Linked DNA regions of Homo sapiens: region 1 is linked to region 2. Evidence: read pairs that join two places in POLR2A ChIA-PET (ENCODE). Cell type or tissue: Panc1. All regions are shown on one strand.

What was found. Peaks named below come from ENCODE experiments on the same cell type or tissue, not always from the same donor. Only the 100,000 strongest peaks of a DNase experiment are listed, where the experiment ranks them.
Region 1: POLR2A ChIA-PET joins it to region 2 with 20 read pairs; 2 of 35 experiments call an interaction of 5 or more read pairs at or near these places.

What each region holds. Positions count from the first base shown.
Region 1 is chr5:142,677,841-142,685,840 of GRCh38, forward strand. The region is part of intron 1 of FGF1 (fibroblast growth factor 1); the gene reads right to left. Among named protein-coding and RNA genes, the nearest start is that of FGF1, 4.2 kb to the right of the region's middle. RefSeq lists an enhancer at 6,724-7,593. In Panc1, no CTCF peak of the experiment used is centred here; a DNase peak (open chromatin) is centred at 3,241.
Region 2 is chr5:142,384,020-142,392,019 of GRCh38, forward strand. The region is part of intron 3 of SPRY4-AS1 (SPRY4 antisense RNA 1); the gene reads left to right. Among named protein-coding and RNA genes, the nearest start is that of SPRY4-AS1, 63 kb to the left of the region's middle. RefSeq lists enhancers at 4,587-5,088, 7,971-8,000. In Panc1, no CTCF peak of the experiment used is centred here; no DNase peak of the experiment used is centred here; H3K27ac peaks cover 1,327 bases.

The DNA of each region.
Region 1 (8,000 bases), 290 kb after region 2:
AGAGAATGGGTAATAGAAAGTTTTTTTAAAAATTGACAAGAAAATTACGAATTGAGGTAAGCGGCATGAAGGAAAAATAAGTCAGAGGGGAGAAACAGGGAAAACTTTTGGAGGAACTGACAAGAGAGGCAGGGCCTGAAGGATGGAAAGAGGCCTGCTACCTGAAGAACTGGGGGGAAAGCATCCCAGGCAGATGAAACAGCAGTTGCAAAGTCTGAGAGTCAGGAAAGGGCCTAGAACAGCAGAGGAGCAGACAGGAGGCCAGGGCTGGATGGGTTGGTGTGATGTCGGATGGGTAAGAGTCAGATGGATCTTACCCCCCAAGAGGCCTCCTGTCTACTTTCTCACCTTCCTGAAAATCACCACTCTCCCTTACAGTATGCTTCAGGAACTCATCATTGCTAAGCCAAATCCAGTCCCTCTGCTCAAACTGAAGAGAAGGGAATTATTTTTGTGGCAGACGGGGTATGTGGTAAAGGCATGGCATTCGGTTTTATATGCAGACTTTTTACATACGGATCATGCCAACAACAGCTGAGAAGCTCCCCAGTGATGGATGTGTTTGCCTCGGAATGGAGTCATTCAGGCACCTGCAAGGCTGCAAACACCAACCTGGGACTCTCCCTCACCCGCAGCACCCACCTTGCTGCTTCTTGGTGACATCATGAAAAAGGCAAATTGGGCTTCGGGTACTCTGCACTCCTCCTTTCAGCGCCCTCTGCCCCTTTCCAGGCTTGTCTCCACCCATTCTCTCCCCCAGTGCTCTCATGGGCTCTGCCTGGACTAATCTCTGCCATTCGCCACAGTCCCTGATGAATAAATCACCTTCTGAATGCACGCCTGCTCCTGCAACTTCAGGCAAAGTACAGGCAGGCAAAAGAGAGGCTAGATTTATAAGACCTTTCTGTGTCCTTCAAATGATGCCAAAGAAGGGGCTGCCTAGTCCACTGCAGTCTGAGCCTGGCCCGGCTGCCTAGCTTACTAATTAGCTGTACTGACAGGAGAGTCCCTATTCAGACCCTTCCCAGTGGAGCCATTGCAAATTCCTAGAGCATACTCTGTTGAGGAAGGACTATGGCTAAAACACTTTGAGGAGTGGCCTGGAACTTCACTCCCTAATGGCCAGGCACCCAACCTTGGGTGTGTGAGCTCAGAAAGCCTGACGTCTCTCTCCAGGGCTGACCCACTGCTAAAACTTGCCATCTGCCCTTCTAGCCCATCGTTCCCTTCGTTGAAATGAGAGACTGCCCTACATAGGATCACTTTCTCCCCTGGCTTTCTAGGGCTCACAGCTTAAGGAACTAAATCCTCAGTATGGCCGCACAGTCTGACCCCGCCTGCTTCTTGGGTTCTGGCTCTCCCCTTCATCCCTGCACTCAGCCACACTGGCCTTCCTCCCGCTCCTTGGTGATGCCAGGCTTCCTCACACCAGGCAACCTTTGTGCATGCTCCTCTCCCTGCCACCTGAAATATTCTGCCCTCACCAGTTGAAATCTGCTGATCCGTCAGACCTCAACCCAAGCCTCACCTCCTCATGGAAGCTTTCCAGGACCCCCTGTTGGGGTCAAGTTCCCCTGCCATGTGGTTTTTCAGGACCACTCGGTAGAATTGCTGCTTGATTGATGTCTATACCCCCATCTAGCCTCTAACTTTCATGAAGGTGGGGGCTCTTGTCCTCAGGCACTGCTGTAGCCCAGTGTCTCACATGCCCTCTGGCACACAGGAGGCATCCATGCTGAGCTGAATGAACCTGACATGGCCCTCAGTAGGCCCATCCCAATCCCCTCTCCCTTTCCTCTTTTCCTCCAGCCTCCCTTCTCTTATTTACATTTGCTTCCTTCCTCCCTCTTCACTCTTTCTGTTCATTCCTTCTTCCCTCTTGGGCCTTGGGCCTACTTGTTGCTCCCAATTTGCCAAACCTTTGCAGCATGTGTAGGCCTTCAACCAGATCACCCCAGAGCCATGGCCTAGCGGGGGAACCTAGGAATCTGGCTTTCTACGGGGTTAGTCTGTTATGGTTGCCATAACAAGCACCATAGGCTGGGTGGCTGAAACAACAGAAACAAGAAACTTATTCTCTTACAGTGTTGAAGGCTGGAAGTCCAAGATCAAGGTGTCAGCAGGGTTGGTTCCTTCTGAGGCTATGAAAGAAGGACTTGTTCCAAGCCTCTCTCCTTGGCTAGTAGATGGCCATCTTCTTCCTATGTCCACTCACTTTGTCTTCTCTCTATGCATGACACCAGTTATAGTGGAGTAGGACCCACCCTAATGATTTCATTGTAACTTGATTATCTCTGTAAAGACCCTATCTCCAAAATAAGGTTGCATTCTCGGGCAATAGGGGATAGGGGGTGAATTTCATCTTATGAATTTGGGGGTGGACACAACTCAACCCTAACACCTACCACCACATGTCCATTGCCACAACTGTCTTCGACTCATTGAATGAAATAAAAATAAGGAAACACCAGACACGTCTTCTGAAGAAAGGACACAGGAGTCTGGGAATGGGATGGGCATGACAGGAATGGCAACTGGAGAAAGACACCCCACTGAAGAATGAGAAAGGAGCGTGGTACTGACAGGAGCTAAAACTACTCTCATTGAATGGCCTAGCAGTTAGTTACACATCTAGGCTCTGGTAAGCTGCTAGTTCTGAGTTCAAATCCCCACTCAGTCACTTACTACCAGTGAGGTTTTTCCCTTGCTCATAAAATGTGGGTAAAATAGTAATACCTCACTTATGGGATTGTTGTGAAGATTAAATGAGAGACTAGCCCAAGCATAGGGCTTCACAGTGTACCCAGCACATAATAACTCAATATGTACCAAATGTGCTGTTATTGTTATCATAATAGGGGTGGTCTCACCAGGTATTTCAGGAAGAAGTGATGACAAAGAAGAGGGTAATTGCCATGACTGAGTCCACACAACTCTGTGTTCCCTCTCATAGTCACAACGAGAAAGGAAGCCGAGCAACAGCCAGACCTGATCTTCTTTAATTGTGCTCTGTGGACCAAAGGCAACAGAATTACCTAGGCCCCACCCAGAAAATGCAGAATCCTGGGTCCCTTATGAAGCCACCGAATCAAAATTGTGGGGAGCAACCAGGAACCTGATTTTTAAACAAGTTCCCCTGTGATTCTTATGCACATTAAAATTTGAAAACCCCTGGACAAAGCCACAGTTCCTGGAGGAGCAGAGATGAGTCATGTCCATGAGTAATACCCCATGTTGACACAGCCCTGGTGCAAGGTAGGCACGCCCCTCACACCTGTTCTCATCACCAACATTCCTTGGACAAGGTCAGGAGACGGTCTTGAGCAATTTGGTATAAAACAAATCTCTGTAAGTCACATTTTAAATATAATATTTAGAGGGATTGCATTGGCAAATCAAATTGTTTTCATTATTGTAAATTGTACTGTGCTCAGATACTTACCCAATCTTGACTTCAAATTTAGCTCAACATGACCTCTGGCCTTAGGCTTGAGGATTGTAAGGCCCCCTGGCCCAGCACGCTTGCTGTGCTTGGGGCTCTGTTGTTAGCACTCTGTTTATTTTGTTCTTGGGCACCGTCCACTACCTGGTCAGAAAAACCTTAGCCCCACTGTTCCCCAGTGCCTGTGTTCATGTCTTGCCCCAAAGACCCAATCCCAGAGGCTATGGGTCCTCAAGGTTGAGATTCTACCTATGGCCCAAGCTAAGGTCCTGCCATCTCTTAGCAGAATTTCCAAATCCTGGCCTACTTTCTAGGGTCTTCCAATATCATCTGGTGCTGAATTCCTATCACCAAGCTCCATGTGCCTCTCAGGACACCTCTCATAATCCCCCCAAACCATATACAGCCTATCAGTGAGGAGCACAGGCTCGCTGGACAGCCTAGGTATGAAGCTTGGCTCTGCCACTTGGTGGCTGTGTGACCTTAGCCAAACACCCCACCCAACAAGCCTCAATTCCTGCATCTATAACAGCCCCTACTATTATATGCAGCGTTGTCATGAGTATTGAGTGAGGTGATACACTTACAGCCAAGCACAGTGCTTGGGCACAGCAAGGGCTCAATAAATGTTGGGGACCGGTCCAAAAGCTGTTCCATGTCTGAGTGCGCGTACATGTGAACAAAGCTCCATGCCAAAGCAAATGTGTCTCCAAGCTACCCTAGCAGTGGCACCAGGGGTCACTTATAGAGTGTCACTTTGGGCTTTGGAACAAATGGACTTGTAAGCAGCCTTTTCTCCTCTATTTTTTTTTTTTTTTTTGAGACAGAGTTTCACTTTTGTCACCCAGGCTGGAGCGCAATGGCGCGATCTCGGCTCGCTGCAAACTCTGCCTCCCAGGTTCAAGTGATTCTCCTGCCTCAGCCTCCCAAGTAGATGGGATTACTGGTGTGTGCCATTATGCCAGGTAATTTTGTATTTTTAGTAGACATGGGGTTTCACCGTGTTGGCCAGGCTGGTCTTGAACTCCTGACCTCAGGTGATCCACCCGCCTTGGCCTCCCAAAGTGCTGGGATTACAGGCATGAGCCATCGCACCTGGCCAAAGCAGCCTTTTTAGAATTCACCTTTGAATAATAATAATAATAATAGCAAATACATGGTACTCACTATGAGCTAGACCCTGTGCTGATAAGGGCATTACTCATTTGATTCCTTCCATAACAAGGCTGGTACTTTATTACCCCCACTTTACAGATGAGGAAACCAAGGGCCAAAGTCACAGGACTAATAAGTGGCAGAATTTGGATCCCAGGCAGCCCAGCTACAGAATCTATGTACTTAGCTAATGTGTTATGCTCCCTCTCGTAAGTAGTATAATTTAATTATTAAAAAGGAAAGGGGAAAACAACGAAAAAGTTAAAGACAGAGAAATGTTTTAAGCAGTTAGCATTGGCACCAGGATTCTTGCAAGTGAACTCAAGAAGCTCACTTCTGGCTGGGTTTAAACCATGGTGTATTTAATAATCAAAATAATTGCTATTCCTTCCCTCCCCTTTTCTCTCCCTGTAGGCCACTGGCCCAGATGCTTGTTCTTGTTCCTGTACCTTGGACTCCTTTGCTTATCTTTCCGCTGAGTTGGACACGCTAGCCCAGGCCCATTCTCTGTTACCTGCCCACCCAATCAGTCCCCTTCCTTCTCTGTGGTTGTTTGGGCTGGATCCAGTCATATCTCAAGATGGGGACGCCTTGCTGGTACTTGAACATTTGTTGATTAGTGAACCCTTTCTTCAGAAAAAGTACTCTCACCCACATGTATAGATGTTAGATTTACCTAAAGCATGGTATGCCTGTGGCACAAACAACTTCAGATTATTTTTCCAGCAACCTAAATCAAGGGATACTGCATTAGCCATGCACTGCTTATTTAATGAGGTGGAAATGGGTGTGTCCACTCTGCACAATACCTAACCCCTGGGAGCTAGCATACAGGCTGACAGTGTCAGAGGCGTTCGAACCAGAGCAACTCCATCTTGAGTGAGGGCTGGGAAAATGAGGCTGGGACCTGCTGGGCTGCATTCCCAGAAAATTAGGCATTCCTAGACTCCAGATATTTATGGTTAAGGGAATAGATTGATAATGTTTACTACACAGACTCAGACTTGGGAGTCTCCAGGTAGCCCGATATTTTGAGAACAAATGCATTCCTAATTTTGCTTTAAAGATAATATGGATTCTTGCAAAATATAGTAATTAAGAAAATTAGGCCAGGTGCAGTGGCTCACACCTGTAATCCTAGCACTTTGGGAGGCCGGTTGGATCACCTGACATTGGGAGTTAGAGACCAGCCTTAGCAACATGGAGAAACCCCGTCTCTAATAAAAATACAAAATTAGCCGGGCATGGTGCCGCACACCTGTAATCCCAGCTACTTGGGAGGCTGAGGCAGGAGAATTGCTTGAACCCGGGAGGCGGAGGTTGCAGTGAGCCGAGATTGTGCCATTGCATTCCAGCCTGAGCAACAAGAGTGAAACTCTGTCTCAAAAAAAAAAAAAAAAAAAAAAGGAAAAGAAAATTAATCCTTTATCCTTTATCACAAACCCTTGTAGCAGAGCACATCTCCCCATGATCTTTTTAAAATCCTATATATACGAGCATGGTACCTAGGATGGATGTGTTCCTCCTCTTACTTTTGGGAACACCCTACTCTGTCAGTGGAGCAGCTGTGCTTTCACCACTTTACTTTCTTAATAAAAAGAAAGTGCTTTTGCTTTGCACTGCGGACTCGCCCTGACTTCTTTCTTGCTTGAGATCCAAGAACCCTCTCTTGGGGTCTGGATCTCTTTCCTGTAACAGCAGTCCCAAGATCCTAATAGTTTATGTGTAGTTCACAGAATGCATGTCACCTAAGTGAGTGGCTGCACTGTCCCAAGATGAGATGTCCCTTCAATGTAGATACGGCATATGGATGTCCGCCCACCATCTCCACTGAATGTTATCATCATGGCTGGTGCTACTCACCTGTAAAGTCAAACCACTTAACCAGATATGGCTTCCTTGATCCTTTGCAGAACTAGTCAAGTCATATGTAAACAGCAGATTTGAGAGAGAATTTAAAAGAAACTCATTGTGTTTTCTCTTAAAGTTTTGCATACTAAGTTTGCTTTGGATTACATACTTCATTTGCAAACCCATTTATTCACACTAACAAAGGCAGGGGCAACAGAAGAAAGTCTCTCTGAGTCCCTCTGCCAACAGCAAATTGTTGATCTTGCCTTCAGATCAACATCTCAAGAGGGGACTTTCCTCGGAAGCCCTCAAAGACCAACACAAAGAAAACAAAGGAAAAGGGAATTTGCGACTGTGAATCAGAGTCTCCACCAAAATCCTCAGTCATCCACACTGACAAACAGCTCCAGTAAACTGCTGGCCACCCTTCACTAGACATCACTTCCCAAAGCGAGGCCCACTCCTTTCAGCCCTGATGCCACTGCTGCTGGCTCACTGTTACACAGAGCTGGTGGAGGGGCAGCCTGGCTCGCCCTCAGCCGGGATGCTCAAGTCCTCCCACTGGGTCGGGGAGCTAACTCGTAAACAATCGCATCCCTGTAGAGAATGAAAGGAAAAGTGCCAGTCACCAGTGCAGAAAGGAGGGAGGCAAGCGGGGGTGGTGGGGTGGTGGGTGGATGTAACATAGCTAGAGAATAATGGAGTGTTTGAATTCTGCTGAGGCAGAGTGAGCCCTTGGGCCTCCCTTGGGTCTCTGAAAAGTGCGTACTTGATTAAATGCCTGAAATTTCCATCTCAGTATCTGGAGGGCTGCATTTCTGAAGTGCTCCTCTGCAGCAGCCTTGCATACCTTTGGCATGTAATTGTGATGTGGGTGTGGATAGTGTATGTGCCAGAGACTCTGTCCATTCTGACTCCTTCTTTCCTAGTGCCCATCGGAGGGGTACTGAAACGAGGATGTGATATTCCAAGATCAGAAAGGAAGGAAAGAAGTAATCCGAGTGACCATGGGGCCATGGGAATACCACCCTACCAAAACCCTGAGCTGACACACCCAGATAATCCTAAACTTCAGCCTGACTTCTATATCAAAAGGTTAATAAAATCTAAGCTGCCCACCATGTGGACAGCTTTTCCAAGGCAGCTGAATATCCAGGCTTCCCAAGAGAGAGCTAGTGTGACACAGCACGATAATGCTAGCCACACTCACCACAGCCAGACTCACCGCAGCTTTCTGCTTCTGCCGAACCTCAAGGGCTGCATCCAGCACTTTAGTAAATGAGAAATGCCTGCCCCCTCCAGCCCTGATTCAGGGCCAGTGTCAGGCGGGCACTGGAGGAATGGAGATAATGTGGCGGCATGGTGCATTCATATTTTTGCAGTCTCTAAACTAGAAGTACTATTTTTACATGTCTGTGACATCAGCATGCCCTTCCCCCAGAGCAGTCTGCACCATGGTTTAAACCCAGCCAAAGGTGAGCTTCTTGAGATTCACTTGCAGGAGTCCTGGTTCCAGTGCTATCTGCTTGAAACATTTTCTTTCTTCTCCAAG
Region 2 (8,000 bases):
TACATAAAATATACATATACATGAAAACATACATATCAATATACATAAGTATATTATGGACTAATACAGGCAATTTGGAAAAAAAGAAAGTAGAAAGTAGGGGGAAAAAAGTTGCTAGTCGTTCTGCTAGCCAAGTAAAGCTGCTGGCTGCATTTGGGTGTGGTCGTGTGCAGGATAAGGGCACAGGCCCTGAATCAGGTGAGTCTGGGTTCAGATGCCTTCCTTCTTCCTTATTAGCTGTAGGCAACCATCGGGCAGCTTAATTATCCTCTGGGTGCTTCAGTTTTCTCATTGGTGAAGTAAGGATAAAAAAAAGTTCCTAATGTGTAGGCTTGCCTTGAAGATGAAATGAGGTAAGTATGGAAAGCAGTTAGCTGGCTGCTTCCTAAGTGTTAGTTCTGTTTAATCTTGTTCATTTCCTTTCAGTCCTTTTACTCTAAAGAGGGGTGTGTGTGTTTGGTTTGTTTTCACATAGTTGTGATCACATTGTCTATATAATTTTATTTACTGCTTGCTTAGCATAACATCTGTAGCCAAGCATTTTCCATGTTATTTTCAACTCCTCATAAACATGCATCTTAATAGTTGCATAATAATCCGATGGATGGATATATCATAGTTTAACCATTTCCTTATTGTTGGCCATAGGAATTGTTCCAGGTTTTCATTGTTACAGAAAACTCAAGGCATGACTGGGCATGGTGGCTCACGCCTGTAGTCCCAGCGCTTTGGGAGGCCAAGGCGGGTAGATCACTTGAGTAGATCAGGAGTTTGAGACCAGCCTGGTAAACATGGCAAAACCCTGCCCCGTCTCTACTAAAAATACAAAAATTAGCCAGGCCTGGTTGCAGGTGCCTGTAATCCCAGCTACACAGGAGGCTGAGACAGGAGAATCGCTTGGACCTGGGAAGCGGAGGTTGCAGTGAACCAAGATCAAGCCACTGCACTCCAGCCTGGGCGACAGAGTGAAACTCCATCTCAAAAAAAGAAAACTATAGGCATGAACACCTTTATGTGTCAGATATCACCAGCAAAACCAGCCCCACTTTTCCCAGCCTGTTAGAACAAGTTCCTTGAGAAAAATTCTTAGAAAGGATGTTACAAAGTCAAATTATATGAATATTTATCAAGATTTGTGACTTATCCTGCCAAATTCATTCCTGTAAAGTGAGTTCCCACTTCTATTTCCAAGACAGTGGATGAGACTGTGGCTGAGGGATGTGGATTTTGTTCTGCAGTGCTGCTGGTGAGGGCATGAGACCAGGGTTTTGATGGATTCATCCAGCAGCCATTGGGTGGGTGGCTGGGCAGAGTCGGCGTTAGGAGGCTCTCAGCGGTGACTTAACTATCTGCAAACCTGGCCCCATCCCCATGATGACTAGAGCTCCCATCCGTAGGAGAGGGAGGCCCTGTGGTCACAGTGTCACATTCCTTTTCAGTCCAGCATAAGCACTTTCACATTGTTTTTTCCCTCCGTGATTCAAATGACAAGAACTCTTCATCTTTAGGGATCACAGTATAAGACAGTGAATAAGTTCATGAGCCTTGGTGTTATCCTGCCTGGATTGGGATCTCAACTCTACTATTTATTAGCTGTGTGATTCTGGACCTCAGTTTCTCAATCTGAGACATGGTACTCACCTCCTAGGATTAAATTAAACAGGTATTTTATACACAACATAATAAGTGCTGAATGCTTCTTAGATCTTCTTATCTATCTCCCTCTTTCTAAATGAAAGCGCCTGGTTGAAAGAAACTAATTGAACCTCTGTATTCACCACTTTCCTCCTCTTGAAAATGCAACAAGGGAAGCTGTATAAAGAAACAATACTGGGCCAGGCGCGGTGGCTCACGCCTGTAATCCCAGCATTTTGGGAGGCCAAGGCGGGTGGATCACCTGAGGTCAGGAGTTCAAGACCAGCCTGACCAACATGGCAAAACCTCATCTCTACTAAAAATACAAAATTAGCCAGGGGTGGTGGCACATGCCTGTAATCCCAGCTACTGGGGAAGCTGAAGCAGGAGAATTGCTTGAACCCAGGAGGCAGAAGTTGCAGTGAGCCGAGATCGCGTCATCGCATTCCAGCCTGGGCAACAAAGAGCGAAACTCCATCTCAAAAAAAAAAAAAAAAGGAAAAAGAAACAATACCAGAAAGCCCATCTCTACATTGCTAGGCAACCTTTCCAAGGTGTGTACCCACCCTGAAACCATGGGGATGAAGGGAAGGAGGTTGGGAGGCTACAGTGGTGCATGACCAATCATCTCGGGACATGGTACTGTCAGTGCTAAGACTGGGACAGTCCCTGGCAAACCAGGAGTGTTAGTCACCCTGGCATGGTGAGAGTGGGTGAAGGATCTGGTAAAGTTGTCCAAGGGTGGGAGAACAAGACTCTGGAGCATTTGAGAAGGGTTTGCTTTTCCTTTAATTATTGTTTGGCAAATCCCCTTGAAGCTCATTTCACCTGCAACTTCTGGGAATGAATTGGCTGCCAAAAATAAGACCCACGTGGGGTGGGGGCAGGGGGGTAATTAAGTGCCTCCCAGGAAGCAGGGGCAAGGATACTTCAATATCTTCCAGATTCCTAGAGTGTGAATGATGTGAGCTTGCCTTGGGGTGAAGGCTGCTGGAGTCAGCTCTTTCCGATCCTGGCTAGTTTTCTGCTCCTAATAAAGGCTTCTTTCATGGCTGGGCAAGAGGAAGACTCAGATGGCCCTCCGTGGACAAGGGTTGGTTCCCGAATCTGTCCCAGGTAACTTCTTGTTCCTCTGGGTCTCTGTGTGTAATATCCCCAGAGACAGAGGCCAAGAGAGGGGAAAGTGACTACACTTACACTGCAGGCCAGCGGAGGGGGTGGTCAATAGCTGGTACTTCCTCTTCCAGCTCTTTTAAAGCATTTTAAAATTGGATTAGTGTTTCAACAAACACTTGAAGGTTTGCTTTCCTCGGAGAGGCCCGAAGGGCTGAGGAAGAGCCTTCATCTGTTTACTTTTTCTTTATGTGGAAATCTACTTGGGCTGTTTCTACAACTAGCTTGCCCCTCTCCCTTGGTGCCCCCTCCACCAGGTAAACCTCACCCCCTAACTTCCAGGCAGGTCTGCATTCACCCTCAGGGCCCTGGCCCACCATGGCTTTCTGGGTTGGCTGAATCCTCGTGCCCTCCAGGAGCACTTTGGAGCAGCAGGGCTCAGGCAGCTCTCTCTGACCTGTGCCAGCCTTGAAAGTTTTCCTGGAATGAAGAAGTGAGCTGACAGTGGACAGTCCTGTGTACTTCATCTGCTTCTTGCAGGGAAACCAACAGAAGCGGTCTCTTTCCTCCTGTGGGTAGAGAAAGCCAGGAAGATGGGGCAAAGCCTTGGGAAAACAGGTGGCTCTCAGCCCCACCAGAGCTCTTTGTCCTCATCCTTTTTATTTAAGCCCCTGCTTGGAGCCAGGCAGTGTGTGTGTGTGAGAGAGTTGTGCAAACAGATATGTGCATGGATGTATGTACAGAGGAAAAAAAGACTGGGGCAGGGCATTGTGGAGCTCTGAAAGGGAAGGAGGGCAGGCGGTCAAAGTAGACTTCTATGTTTTATTCTGTGTATTAGTATATTATATATGAACACATTTAAAGTACATATTGAATAATAAGAGAATTATCCTCTGAGATCCATGTGATCACTGTTAACTGAAGTACAGGGTCAAGCCTTGGAAGATTCAGGAATGACTTCCCAGAGGAGGTGGCGGGCAAACAGAGATCACAGGATAAGTGGAGGTAGCTGGATTCATTTTATAGACATTTGTTGAGTGTCTGTTGTGTGTCAGATACTATTTTTTTTTTTATTTTTTTTGAGATGGAGTCTCGCTCTGTCTCCCAGGCTGGAGTGCAGTGGCATGATCTTGGCTCACTGCAACTGCCGCCTCCCGGGTTCAACTGAGGCAGGAGTGCCTCAGCCTCCCGAGTAGCTGGAACTACAGGTGTGTACCACCACGCCCAGCTAATTTTTGTATTTTTAGTAGAGACGGGGTTTCACTGTACTGGTCAGACTGGTCTTGAACTGACCTTGTGATCTGCCTGCCTCGGCCTCCCAAAGTGCTGGGATTACAGGCGTGAGCCACTATGCCCAGCCCCAGATACTATTTTAGAAGCAAAGGATCTAGCAGAGAATAAACACATAAAGATCTTGCCATTGTGGAACTTACAGTCCAGTGGAGGGAGAAAGATGAACAAAAAGATCATATGATGTCAGGTGGTATTAAAGAAGAATTAACACTTATGGTAAGGAAGACTTTATTCAAGACTATTGCAACAGGAGTTGACTTTTTTTCTTTTTTTTTTCTTTGAGATGGAGTCTCTGTCACCCAGGCTGGAGTGCAGTGGTGCGATCTCGGCTCACTGCACCCTCTGCCTCCCAGGTTCAACCGATTCTCCTGCCTCAGCCTCCTGAGTTGCTGGGATTACAGGCACATACCACCACACCTGGCTAATTTTTGTATTTTTAGTAGAGATAGGGTTTCACCATGGTGGTCAGGCTGGTCTTGAACTCCTGACTGACCTCAGGTCATCCACCCTCCTCATCCTCCCAAAGTGCTGAGATTACAGGCATGAGCCATTGCACCCGGCCTAGGAGTTAACTTTTGCAATAGAGGAAGGAGGTTGAGTTCATCACTGAATCCAGCAAAGACCTAGTTGGGCATTTATAATCAGAGTGAGGGGGTCATTGGGTGGAAAATCACTAAGAGAAGACACGAAGGGTAGGGGAACTCTTGCTAAACCAACTCAACAGGATTCTGTGGAAGGCAGGCCAAGGACTTACACATTAAAAGTGGGGGATGAGGAACTTGGTCAGATATTGAGGGTGGGGGAATGACTCAGCTGAATTATTTGCTAAAGGCAGGCCACATGAAGAAGAGGATCTAGAGGAGCCTGTCTAAAGTTTGGTCAAGGAGAGAGTCTTTGTTGGTGCTGTGAAGCAAATGAAGCAGCTGTGGGATAGTGAGGCTACAGAGTGACAGGTTAGGCCCTTTTTTTGTTTTTGAGATGGGTGTCTTCTTCTGTTGCCTGAGCTGTGGTGCAATGGCTTGATCATAGCTCACTGCAGCCTCGAACTCCTGGGCCCAAGCAATCCTCCTGCTTCAGCCTCCTTACTAGCAGGGACAACAGGCACCTGTCATTGTGTTTGGCTCATAGGGGTGCTTTTTAAATTTAATTTAGTTTTATTTTTGAGGTGAAGTGTTCACTGTGTAGCGACACGATCTCGGCCCACTGCAATCTCCGTCTCCCAGGTTCAATCAATTCTCCTGCCTCAGCATTCTGAGTAGCTGGGATTACAGCCGTCCTCCACCACGCCTCACTAATTTTTGTATTTTTAATAGAGACAGGGTTTCACTATGTTGGCCAGGCTGGTCTTGAACTCCTGACCTCAAGTGATCCACCCGCCTTGGCCTCCCAAAGTGTTGGGATTACAGGCGTGAGCCACCGCACCCGGCCTGCAGTGCTTTTTAATACTCAGTGTTAGCAAGGTCTTTAGGGCTGAAATCTGGATCATGTGTCAGAGCCAGACTTTCAAATGGCCCCCCTAGAGGGTGTGTTCTGGGTAAAGGAAACAGCCTGTACAAAGGCCCTGAGGGGTGTGTTCAGTGTGTTTGAGCAACAGTGAGGAGGAGGGGGTTTGTAGGGGAAGAGTGATAGGAAATAAGGTTGAAGAGGGTGGGGTGAGAGTAGATCATGCAGGCCTTATAGGATGTGATAAAAAAGGATGAGAAAGAAAGCTGGGAGGAAGGATAATTTGGATTTAGGGTAAGGGACAGCGTTGCTCATCTACAGGACCACAAGGGGTTCTGTGCTGCAGGGGCATAAGAAGGAGCATGTGCCATGTGGGGAATGCAGGGAAGCAGGGCAGAGGGACGTAGGAGAGGAAGATTAAGAGCCAAGGGGGAGGGGCAGGCAGGCAGGTCCTTTTCCATCTTTTCAGTCAGGGTTTCTCAATCATTTTAATGAGAGCCTCAGCCCTTGCGTAAAAATCAAGCAATAAAGGGAGGAATGCCTCTCTGTTTAACTTGAAGGAGAGCTACAGAAGATGGAAAAGAGGGTTAGTTGAAATAAAGTTGGAGCTGATCTCGCTTGGCTGGCTGCCCTTTCTATAAATATCGCCCTCCCAGTCCTGGAAATGCAGCAGTTAGGGTCCTTGTGAGCTACTGAGGAACATCCTTCCTGTTCAAATGCCCAGGACTTGGCTGCCTGTGCACTTCCATATGCAAAGTGCCTAGAAGCTGGGGAGAGGGAGAGTGCAGGGTCAAAAGTGGGGAATTCTGAGCCCACTCCTTTTACCCCCTGGGGGTGGCCTCACTTCCTCTGGGGGCTCTGACAGCTCTCTGGCCTGTCTTCAGCTTAGAAATCTGCAAAAGTCATTGGCCAGGCTCAGGAGAACTAATCCTTTGTGCCAGAGGTATGGTGGTATGGTGGGGAGCTAGCTCCTCGCTGGTGCTGAGCCCTGCTGCCCCTGGGGTTTTACTGGGAGAGAGGGAGAGGGTGGAGGGGCTAGTGTAATTCGGCAATTTGTGAGTTAAAAAGCAGATGAGAACCCACAGAGTAACGAGACATTCTTCTCTTTGCATGCAAGATTCTGCTGAATGTTGGAAGAGGAAGGAATATTTTTCTTGCTTTTCAGACATGACATCCTGTGAGGGGAAGATTTGGAACAGATGGGGGCCAGGGGAGCCTCACTGTATTTGCTTGTTTCACCACCACCTCCTCCCTCCCACAACCAGAAATGTCTTTTTCTTCCCGCCTAGGGAAGTTAATGTAAAGGCAGGTAGGGGGGATGTCCTGTAGATTAGGAAAGTAAGTTATCAGGGGTCAGGGAAAAATAATCCATTAGGTTTCCAGAAAGAATCCACTTTTCATTGCAGTCTCCTTCTAGGTCCAAAGATAGACAACTAACTCAAAATTGTATCTTCGCTTTAATCACTGCTCTGGTGATATTTGCATTAATGAAAGAGAAAAGAAAGCATCCCCAACAGATGGAAAAGGCGGCTCTCTGACTAGTGAAAGGTAAGGAATTTTTCTGAAATCTTGGGTGCACAATGTGGGAAAAACAAAATTGGTAATGTCTCATGGGATCAGCGCAGGCATCTGCACAGTTTTCACTCCGACTTCTGTCTGTCAGATTGACTGCATTAGAGAAGACCGTAAATGTGGTGATGGAAGTGGGCTGTGACACACTTGACTGGCTGTAGCAGTGTTCCTGGTAGAGCCACATTCCCAGCACAGCTGTGGGTAGCTGGGCAGCTAGTATGATGTTAGTCCCCAAATCACAGCCGATTCTTTCTGCTGTCAAATATACAGCCCCTGAGCCCCCTTCCCCTGAACCTGGAAGGGGGTTCTGCTGGTGAAGTCAGATGGCCTTGTTAGCCAGGGTGGGCCAGTCTAACTGCCTGTTGCATCTTGTCTGTTCCCCAAAGACAGCTTGGCTTGATGTGATGTGAAAAGGATGGGGCAGAAGGAGAAGGGGACAGATTCTGTGCTTTCCTTCTGTCGTTCTTTTTTGGCTGGTGGGAGCCTGTGTTGTTTTTCTCTTCCTTCGTAGGAGGGGATTTTGAGTTCTGGGGTCTGGCTGAGGAGACACGTGCCAGAGTGTCTGGCCCTTTTGGGTCAGGCTGCCTGACTCTGGCACACAGTTCTGGAAGGATGTCCTGGAGAGCTGGTTTACTGAGGCAACAGCTGCAAGCTAACTAGGGAAAGAGAAGAGGAAAGTACTAGGTTGCTGTGTGCTCAGGATCCCCGGTTGAGATATGGAGAATTATGTCTGGGGAACAAAACCTAACAGGCTGTCCTCATCACATGAGATATGTTCCCAGGCTGGAGTGCAGTGGCGTGATCTTGGCTCACTGCAGCCTCTACTTCCTGGGCTCAGGAGATCCTCCCACCTCAGCCTCCCAAGTAACTGGGACTACAGGCACGTGGCACACCCCATGCTTGGTTCTTTCTTTCCTTTCTTTTCCTTCTTTTCCTCCCTTCCC